2 separate regions of the Homo sapiens genome follow, and region 2 is linked to region 1. A link is an interaction called in ENCODE POLR2A ChIA-PET data of the cell type or tissue named here. Cell type or tissue: CD4-positive, alpha-beta T cell. All regions are shown on one strand. Region 1 overlaps GMIP (GEM interacting protein). Region 2 overlaps ZNF14 (zinc finger protein 14).

Region 1 (4,000 bases):
CATGGGAGACATCAGGTTAGGGTGGGTCCCAGGGGCAGAAAGGCTGTAGGAATCTCAGGTCAGGGAGATGATCAAGGGTCAGCAAAGGTCATTTGGTCATTAACCCAGGCCACACCTCCTCACACTCCGTCCCGCTGACCATGAAGGCTTCGCACTCGCGGCACTTGGCTGGGCCCCGCAGTCGCCGCAGCTGGTGGGTCTGAGCCGCGCTGGACAGTGTCCACTTCCCGAAGGGGCTGCCCAGCCCATTCTCCAGCCCGTCTCCCAGGTCTGCAGGGAGACAGGGTCAGGAGTGCCTGGTGCCCTGCCCTGTCCCATCCTGACCTACCCTGCTTCAGCCTCACCAGGGTCTCGCTCCTCAAAGTCATCTGAGGACTCAGTGCCTGTGGACGAAGCCTTCACCAGCTGCCTCGTGCCAGCGCCTGGGGTCAGAGGAATCATGGGAGATTCCTGGGCTATGGGAGGCACTCCTGGTTTTTAGGGCTTCCAGAACCACCCACTAATTCCCAAGGGGTCAGAGGTCAGGAGGGGGATTGGACAGGTCAGTGGTTAAGGGTTGGAGAATTGGGTCAGCAACCTGAGGGGGGTGGTTCATAAGCTGGATCAAGAGGTTGAGGAAATAGGCCGGGCGCAGTGGCTCACACCTGTAATCCCAGCACTTTGGGAAGCTGAGGCAGGAGGATCACATGAGGCAAGGAGTTTGACACCAGCCTGGCCAACATGGCAAAACCTTGTCTCTACTAAAAATACAAACATTAACCAGGCATGGTGGCAGGCACCTGTAGTCCCAGCTACTCGGGAGGCTGAGGCACGAGAATCGCTTGAACCTGGGAGGCGGAGGTTGCAGTGAGCCAAGATCGTACCACTGCGCTCCAGCCTGGGCAACAGAGCAAGACTCTGTCTCAAAAAAAAAAAAAAGAAAGAAAGAAAAGAAAAGAAAAGGCCGGGCGTGGTGGCACACACCTGTAATCCCTGCACTTTGGGAGACCGAGGCAGGTGGATCACCTGAGGTCAGGAGTTCGAGATCAGCCTGGCCAACATGGTGAAACCCCGTCTCTACTAAAAAATACAAAAATCAGCCGGCGTGGTAGTGCACACCTGTAATCCCAGCTACTCCAGAGGCTGAGACAGGAGAATCGCTTGAATCTGGGAGGTGGAGGTTGCAGTGAGCCGAGATCACGCCACTGCACTCCAGGCTGGGCGACAGAATGAGACTGTCTCAAATAAACAAACAAATAAATAAATAAATAATTTTTAAAAAGGTAAAAAAAGAGGTTGAGGAAATAGGTCAGGGGTGTGGGGTAGGTCAGAGGTCAAAGATAGTTAAAGATTGAGGGTCAGAGCTTGGCCAGGGGCTGGAGGATGGTCACAGGTGGAGTGTGGGTCAGGACCAGGTCCTATCCCTACCTGGGCTGGAAGTGGGTGAGTCCAGGGACCGAGACTCGCTGCCGCCACCCACGCTGTCCACATCGCTGCCCGGAGTGGGGCCTGGAGTCCCTAGGTGGCACAGGTCAATAAGGATGGTCCCCTGCTCACAAACCCCACTCCTGCAGCCCACCTATGTGTTGGTGGAACGAACTCCTGGCACCACTCCCACCTGGCCCTCATTGCACTCACCTTGCCAGCGCCAGCCTGTGCCCGGATCCTCCCAAGGGCCTGGCTCAGCTGAATTCTCATCCAGCCTTGGAGGAAGAGGCCCAGAGAGCTTCTTTCTGATGTCCAGAGGGGAGCTGAGAAGACAGAAGTTTGAAGGTTTGAATCCCAGGAAACTGGCCTGGGGTGATGGCACCCAGGCATCATGTCTAGGTACCAACTCCAAGCACTTGGGTCTGCAAACCCTGACACCCAGGGCATTGTGGCCCCTGAAATACAGTAGCCCCACATTCCTGCCCCTGCCCCTAGGACTGGGACAACCCATTCACCCTCCTATGGCCCCCGAGAGCCTGGAGTACTAAATTCCACTAAGGCTTTGCGTTCTCTAACCTCGAGTAACCAGCCTGCGGTGCCAACAGCCTGGCATCGCGATTCCGGGGCTCGTTCCCGACTCCCTGCTCCAGTGACCCACCTGTTCAAGGAGGGAAGGAACTCCTGGAAGGAGAAGGCGGGCGGCGGGGGCGGCGGGGCCTCGGGCCGCAGCGCCCGTACAAACTCCTGGTAGCGCTGGCCCGGCTCAAAGGGCGCACAGCACTCGGCCAGGGCGGCGAAGGCGCGGGGGCCACGCTCTGCCTGCGCCCCCCGCAGCCCGAAGAGACTCAGCGTCACCTGCCGGGTGGAGACAGCAGGTTGGGGAGGGGCGGAGCCTGGGAGCCTGGGGGCAGGGCCAGAGCTGGGGCGGGGCTTGAGAGACGCGAACGTGGTCAGGGTTTGGGACGCACCTGGGCGGCTTAGGAACTAGGGCAGTCGGCCAGGGGACCCAGGCATGGTCAGAGCAGGGGCTGGTCATCCAGGGGACAGGACCTCATGGGGCGGAGCCGAGACAGTGGGTCTGGGGGCGGGAACTGGCTGTCGAGGGAAATGGCCTAGTCCTGGTGTCTCCAGGGTGGCTTAGGGGCGAGGAGTGGGGCACTCAGTCGGGGCCCCAACGGGGTGAGGGGAGGATGGCCTTGGGGATGGGCCTCACCCGCCTCAGCACTTCATCCCCCTGAAACACCAGCTTGCGCACGTGCGACACGATTCGCTGCTTGGCGATCTCCAGGTCCTGCTGCCGCGCGTTGGCCTCGCGGACACAGGCCTGGTACAGCGCCTCGGCCTCCTGCGCCTGGGGAAACGGGAGGCCAGGAGCGGGGTGGGGCGCGTGTGGGCGAGAGTGGAGGGCAGGGGGCGCCACAGCGCTACAGGGGCTCGGGGCCGGGTGCCCACCTTGGCCTGGGCCTCCTCTCGCGAGCGCCGCCGCCGCTCCTGCTGCTTGCTAGGTCCCGGCGAGGCCTGGGGGGCCGAGTCCTCAGGGGACCCCTGGGAGCGTGCCCGCAGGTCCTCGCTGCGTTGCACATACTGCAGCTGGGCGCGCCGCAGTGCCTGCACCGCCTCATTCTGGGGGATGATGAGAAGGTCAGCGTCCCGGCCTCTCTCTCACCCTACCCTTCCACCAATTCCAAGCCTCACCATCCGCTTCTGCTCCTTCATCCACTGCTCCTTGAACTCCTTCCGCCACTTCTCAATCTCAGTCCGTTTGGCGGCGAGGGGCTGGCAAGGGTTGGGGATGGGGATGGAGACGCTGCCTTAGGGCCAACCCAGAAGCAGCCACCCAGTCCTTCCATTCCTGCGCCATGTGCTTTGCCACCTCTGGACTCTATTTTTTTTTTTTTCGAGACGGAGTTTTGCTCTTGTTGCCCAGGTTGGAGTGCAAGTGGGCAATCATGGCTCACTGCAGCATTGAACTTGAACTCTTGAGTTCAAGCAATCCTCCAGCCTCAGCCTCTCAGTAGCTAGGACTACAGGCATGTGCACTAGGCCTAGTTAATTTAAAAAACAATTTCTTCTTTTTTTTTTTTTTTTTGGTTGGCCAGGTGTAGTGGCTCATGCCTTTAATCCCAGCACTTGGGAGGCCAAAGTGGGCAGATCACCTGAGGCCAGGAGTTCAAGACCAGCCTGACCAACATGGTGAAACCCCGTCTCTACAAAAATACAAAAATTATAAAGATGTGATGGCACACTCCTATAGTCCCACCTACTCGGGAGGCTGAGGCAGGAGAATCACTTGAACCCGGGAGGCAGAGGTTGCAGTGAGCTGAGATCATGCCACTGCACTCCAGCCTGGATGATAAAGTGAGACTCTGTCTCAAAAAAAAAAATAAATAAATAAATTTTTTTTGGTAGATAAAGACAGGGATCTCACTATGTTGCCCAGGTTAGTCTCGAACTCCTGGCCTCAAGCAATCCTCCACCCTCAGCCTCCTAGTAGCTAGCACTGCAGACATGTGCACCAGGCCCAGCTAATTAAAAAACTTTTTTTTTTTTTTTGTAGAGACAGGGGGTCTCACTATGTTGCCCAGGTTGGTCT
Region 2 (4,000 bases), 92 kb after region 1:
TAATTAATATAAAACATAGGATTGACACAAATAGACTAAAATAGTTAATTTTTTTCTTTTTTTGTAGTGATGGGGTCTCCCTATGTTGCTGGTCTCAAGTCATCCTCCCGCCTTGACCTTCCGAAGTGCTGGGATTATAGGTGTGAGGCAATGCACGCAGCCTAAAATATTTTAGAATATAAAAGGGATATAACAGATACAACAACTACTACTACTACTACTTCTGTTCCTACCACTCCTACTAAAGCCACCGTAAAAATTCCTGAGCCTCGAATACATAGATATCCAACAATGCCAACTCATACCTAAAATCACACGATTACCAGAACACACTCCACATGTACTTGATGAAAATATATTCTTTTTTGAACAACTGCCAGAAAAATCAAGGGACTAATAATATGTAGTCTCAGACCATTTGAAATGAATGCCTAAAGAGTTTCTACACACACATCCAATCAATGCATCTTTATAGACGCTTGGCATGTATTCCCAAACACCCCTTAGAAGACCACATAAATGCGACTCAACCAATGTATGTAGCTATAATCAAGCATTCAATAACATCTCAAACCAATGGACAGCACACATAATAATAGAAAAATGCTACCAGAAACAGACATGCCAATCCAAACAGATCATTACCCAGCCTGGCCATCATGGTGAAACTCCGTCTCTACTAAAAATACAAAAATTAGCTGGCATGGTGGCTCATGCCTATAATCCCAGCCACTCGGGAGGCTGAGGCAGGAGAATCGCTTGAACCTGGGATGTGGAGGTTGCAGTGAGCCAAGATCGCACCATTGCACTCCAGCCTGGGCAACACAGTGAGACTCTTGTCTCAAACAAAACAAAACAAAACAAACAAAAAAACACAACAACAAAACAAAACAGATCATTAGATAAAAGCAATCTGTCAGACCAAACACCAATCCCAGTACCACAGTCAAACCATATACTGGGGCCAGGTGCAGAGGCTCATGCCTGTAATCCCAGCACTTTGAGAGGCCGTGGTGGGTGGATCACAAGGTCAGGAGTTCAAGACCAGCCTGGCCAACATGGTGAAATCCCGACTCTAATAAAAATACAAAAAGTAGCCAGGCATGGTGGCAGGCACCTGTAATCCCAGCTACTCAGGAGGCTGAGGCAGGAGAATCACTTGAAACTGGAAGGCAGAGGTTGCAGTGAGCCAAGATCGAGCCACTGCACTCCAGACTGTGCGAAAGTGCGAAACTCCGTCTCAAAAAAAAAAAAAAAAAAAAACATATACTGGAAGAACTAACATGACAAGCTTAAATATGATATATACTCCTATGAGTCATTTGTTGATACTTGATGTGAATTCTGGTACCAATCTGAACTCGAAGGAAGTAAAGATTATGATTACAAAGCAGATCTAAAAGATGGTACAACACCAGACACAGCTATCACACCAATCATTCATATTACATATACCCAACTTTCAGACCTCCACGGGAAAAAATACCAATGCCACTGGGATACCCATTGGACTGTGATATATAATAGAAGAGGATAAGACATACTATAATGATTCTCTAACTTTCCACTTTTGAGAAATTTTGCCTTCCAACCTTGTTATAATTATGCCAAAAGTCAAACTTATTTGACAGAACCACAATTCTTTGACAGAACTAAAAAAATCCTCATAGTAGAATTAGATTGGAAACAAAGATTACACCCAGTAATCTTTTCCCCCCGACAAGACGGAGTCTTGCTCTGTTGCCCAGGCTGGAGTACAGTGGCGTGATCTCAGCTCGCCGCAACCTCCGCCTCCCAGGTTCAAGCGATTCTCCTGCCTCAGCCTCCCAAGTAGCTGGGATTAAAGGCACCCACCACCACACCCAGCTAATTTTTGTATTTTTTAGTAGAGACAGTGTTTTACCATGTTGGCCAGGCTGGTCTGGAACTCCTAACCTCGTGATCCACCCACCTTGGCCTCCCAAAGTGCTGGGATTACAGGTGTGAGCCATTGTGCCTGGCCCACCCAATAATCTTAACTGATCCTCATCACTTTACACACACAACTTTTTTTTTTTTTTTTGAGGCAGTCTTCCTCTGTCATCCAGGCTGGAGTGCAATGGCGCAATCTCAGCTCGCTGCAACCTCAGCCTCCTGGGTTCAAGCAATTCTCCTGCCTCAGCCTCCCGAGTAGCTGGAATTATAGGCGCCAGCCCCCACATCCAGCTAATTTTTTGTATTTTCAGGAGAGACAAAGTTTCACCACGTTGGCCAGGCTGGTCTCGAACTCCTGACTCAGGTGATTCACTCATCTCGGTTTCTCAAAGTGCTGGGATTACAGGCATGAGCCACCACACCTGGGCCTACACACACGACTTCTGAAACACATGCTAAAACAACAGAAGATTATGTAGACAGAGTTGTCCTAAATATACTTGTTTTCAAGGGTACCAATTAAACACCACAACTGAGAAACTTATAAAAAAAAATGTACAGAATCACCCAATGAGACACATATTTTAAGGGATGACCAACATTAATATGCTTCCACCTTAACATATATTAGAGCTGTATTTCATCATCCTACAGGTGAAAAACCTTACCCTCACCCATTTTTCAATATAATTTACTAAAATGGCTACATATACCTAGACCGATAAGCTTTACAAATCAAACTGAATGAACAGACACAGCACCATTCAGAATGTGACATAATTCAACACATACTAAATTCACATTCGTGGCAAGCTTGGCTACAATATATGCAAACTACCTTTATTTATTTAGTTAGTTTTTTTTGAGACAGAGTCTCAAGGCTGGAGTGCAGTGGCATTAGCTCACTGCAACCTCTGCCTCCTGGGTTCAAGCAATTCTAATTCTCCTGCCTCAACCTCCTGAGTAGCTGAGATTACAGGTGTGTGCCACCAGGCTCGGCTAATTTTTTTTTGTATTTTTAGTAGAGATGGATTTCACTATGTTGGTCAGGGTGGTCTTGAACTCCTTACCTCAGGTGATCCGCCCGCCTCGGCCTCCCAAAGTGCTGGGATTACAGGCGTGACCCACCGTGCCCAGCCCGCAGTTTTATTTAAGGGCAGGGTTTGATTTTAAACACAAACTTAACTCCCACATGTCAACTACCACTTTCATACTCTCCTCTATCTCACAGACAATGAAATACAATCAATGATGACTCATATAAATGACCTCACAGAATATCAAAAGGTGTTTAATTACAGTATCAATTACAAGGTAGGCATCTTAAAAACCAATCTATTTACATTAATAAACTTGACGGTGAAAGACTGACTGCAAACCCAATGTACTAAGCGAAGTACTTATACTAACTCAGACTTGGAATAACATAAGAAATCCAATACAGGCCGGGCGCAGTGGCTCATGCCTGTAATCCCAGCACTTTGGGAAGCTGAGGCGGGCGGATCACCTGAGGTTGGGAGTTCGAGACCAGCTTGATTAACATGGAGAAACCCTGTCTCTACTAAAAATACAAAATTAGCTGGGCGTGGTGGCGCATGCCTGTAATCCCAGCTACTAGGGAGGCTGAGGAAGGAGAATCGCTTGAACCTGGAAGGCGGAGGTTGCGGTGAGCCGAGATCACCCCATTGCACTCCAGCCTGGGCAACAAGAGTGAAACTCCATCTCAAAAGAAGAAAGAAAATATAAAAAAAGAAACCCAATACAATCAGGAAAATTATTTACAAAACACTGGCATAAAGCAGCTGTAGTTCAACTGGATACATCCAAACCATCAGGATGTGAAGATTCAAGGTCACGTATATTAAGCCTACTTGAATTAAGATGAGGAGACTCACAACTAGCTTTTGACCCAAGTACACAGACAGATAAAAGATATAATCTACAAATAACCACCTTAGAAAAACCATTATTTATTGATTATTTTATACAAAAATAATTAGTATTCCAATTCTGAAAAACTATATACTACACCTTTCAGGATAGGGTACCCAAACTAGATATGGTACCCAAACTGACATATCAGCAT

Evidence for each region. Peaks named below come from ENCODE experiments on the same cell type or tissue, not always from the same donor. Only the 100,000 strongest peaks of a DNase experiment are listed, where the experiment ranks them.
Region 2: POLR2A ChIA-PET joins it to region 1 with 5 read pairs; 4 of 35 experiments call an interaction of 5 or more read pairs at or near these places.

The regions. Positions count from the first base shown.
Region 1 is chr19:19,635,300-19,639,299 of GRCh38, forward strand. It overlaps GMIP (GEM interacting protein), which reads right to left. Exons shown (of 21, transcript NM_016573.4): 8 at 3,103-3,183; 9 at 2,860-3,030; 10 at 2,621-2,758; 11 at 2,066-2,262; 12 at 1,618-1,730; 13 at 1,408-1,497; 14 at 345-422; 15 at 116-270. Among named protein-coding and RNA genes, the nearest start is that of GMIP, 6.4 kb to the right of the region's middle. In CD4-positive, alpha-beta T cell, no CTCF peak of the experiment used is centred here; a DNase peak (open chromatin) is centred at 2,345.
Region 2 is chr19:19,727,274-19,731,273 of GRCh38, forward strand. All of the region lies in intron 1 of ZNF14 (zinc finger protein 14), which reads right to left. Among named protein-coding and RNA genes, the nearest start is that of ZNF14, 3.8 kb to the right of the region's middle. In CD4-positive, alpha-beta T cell, no CTCF peak of the experiment used is centred here; no DNase peak of the experiment used is centred here.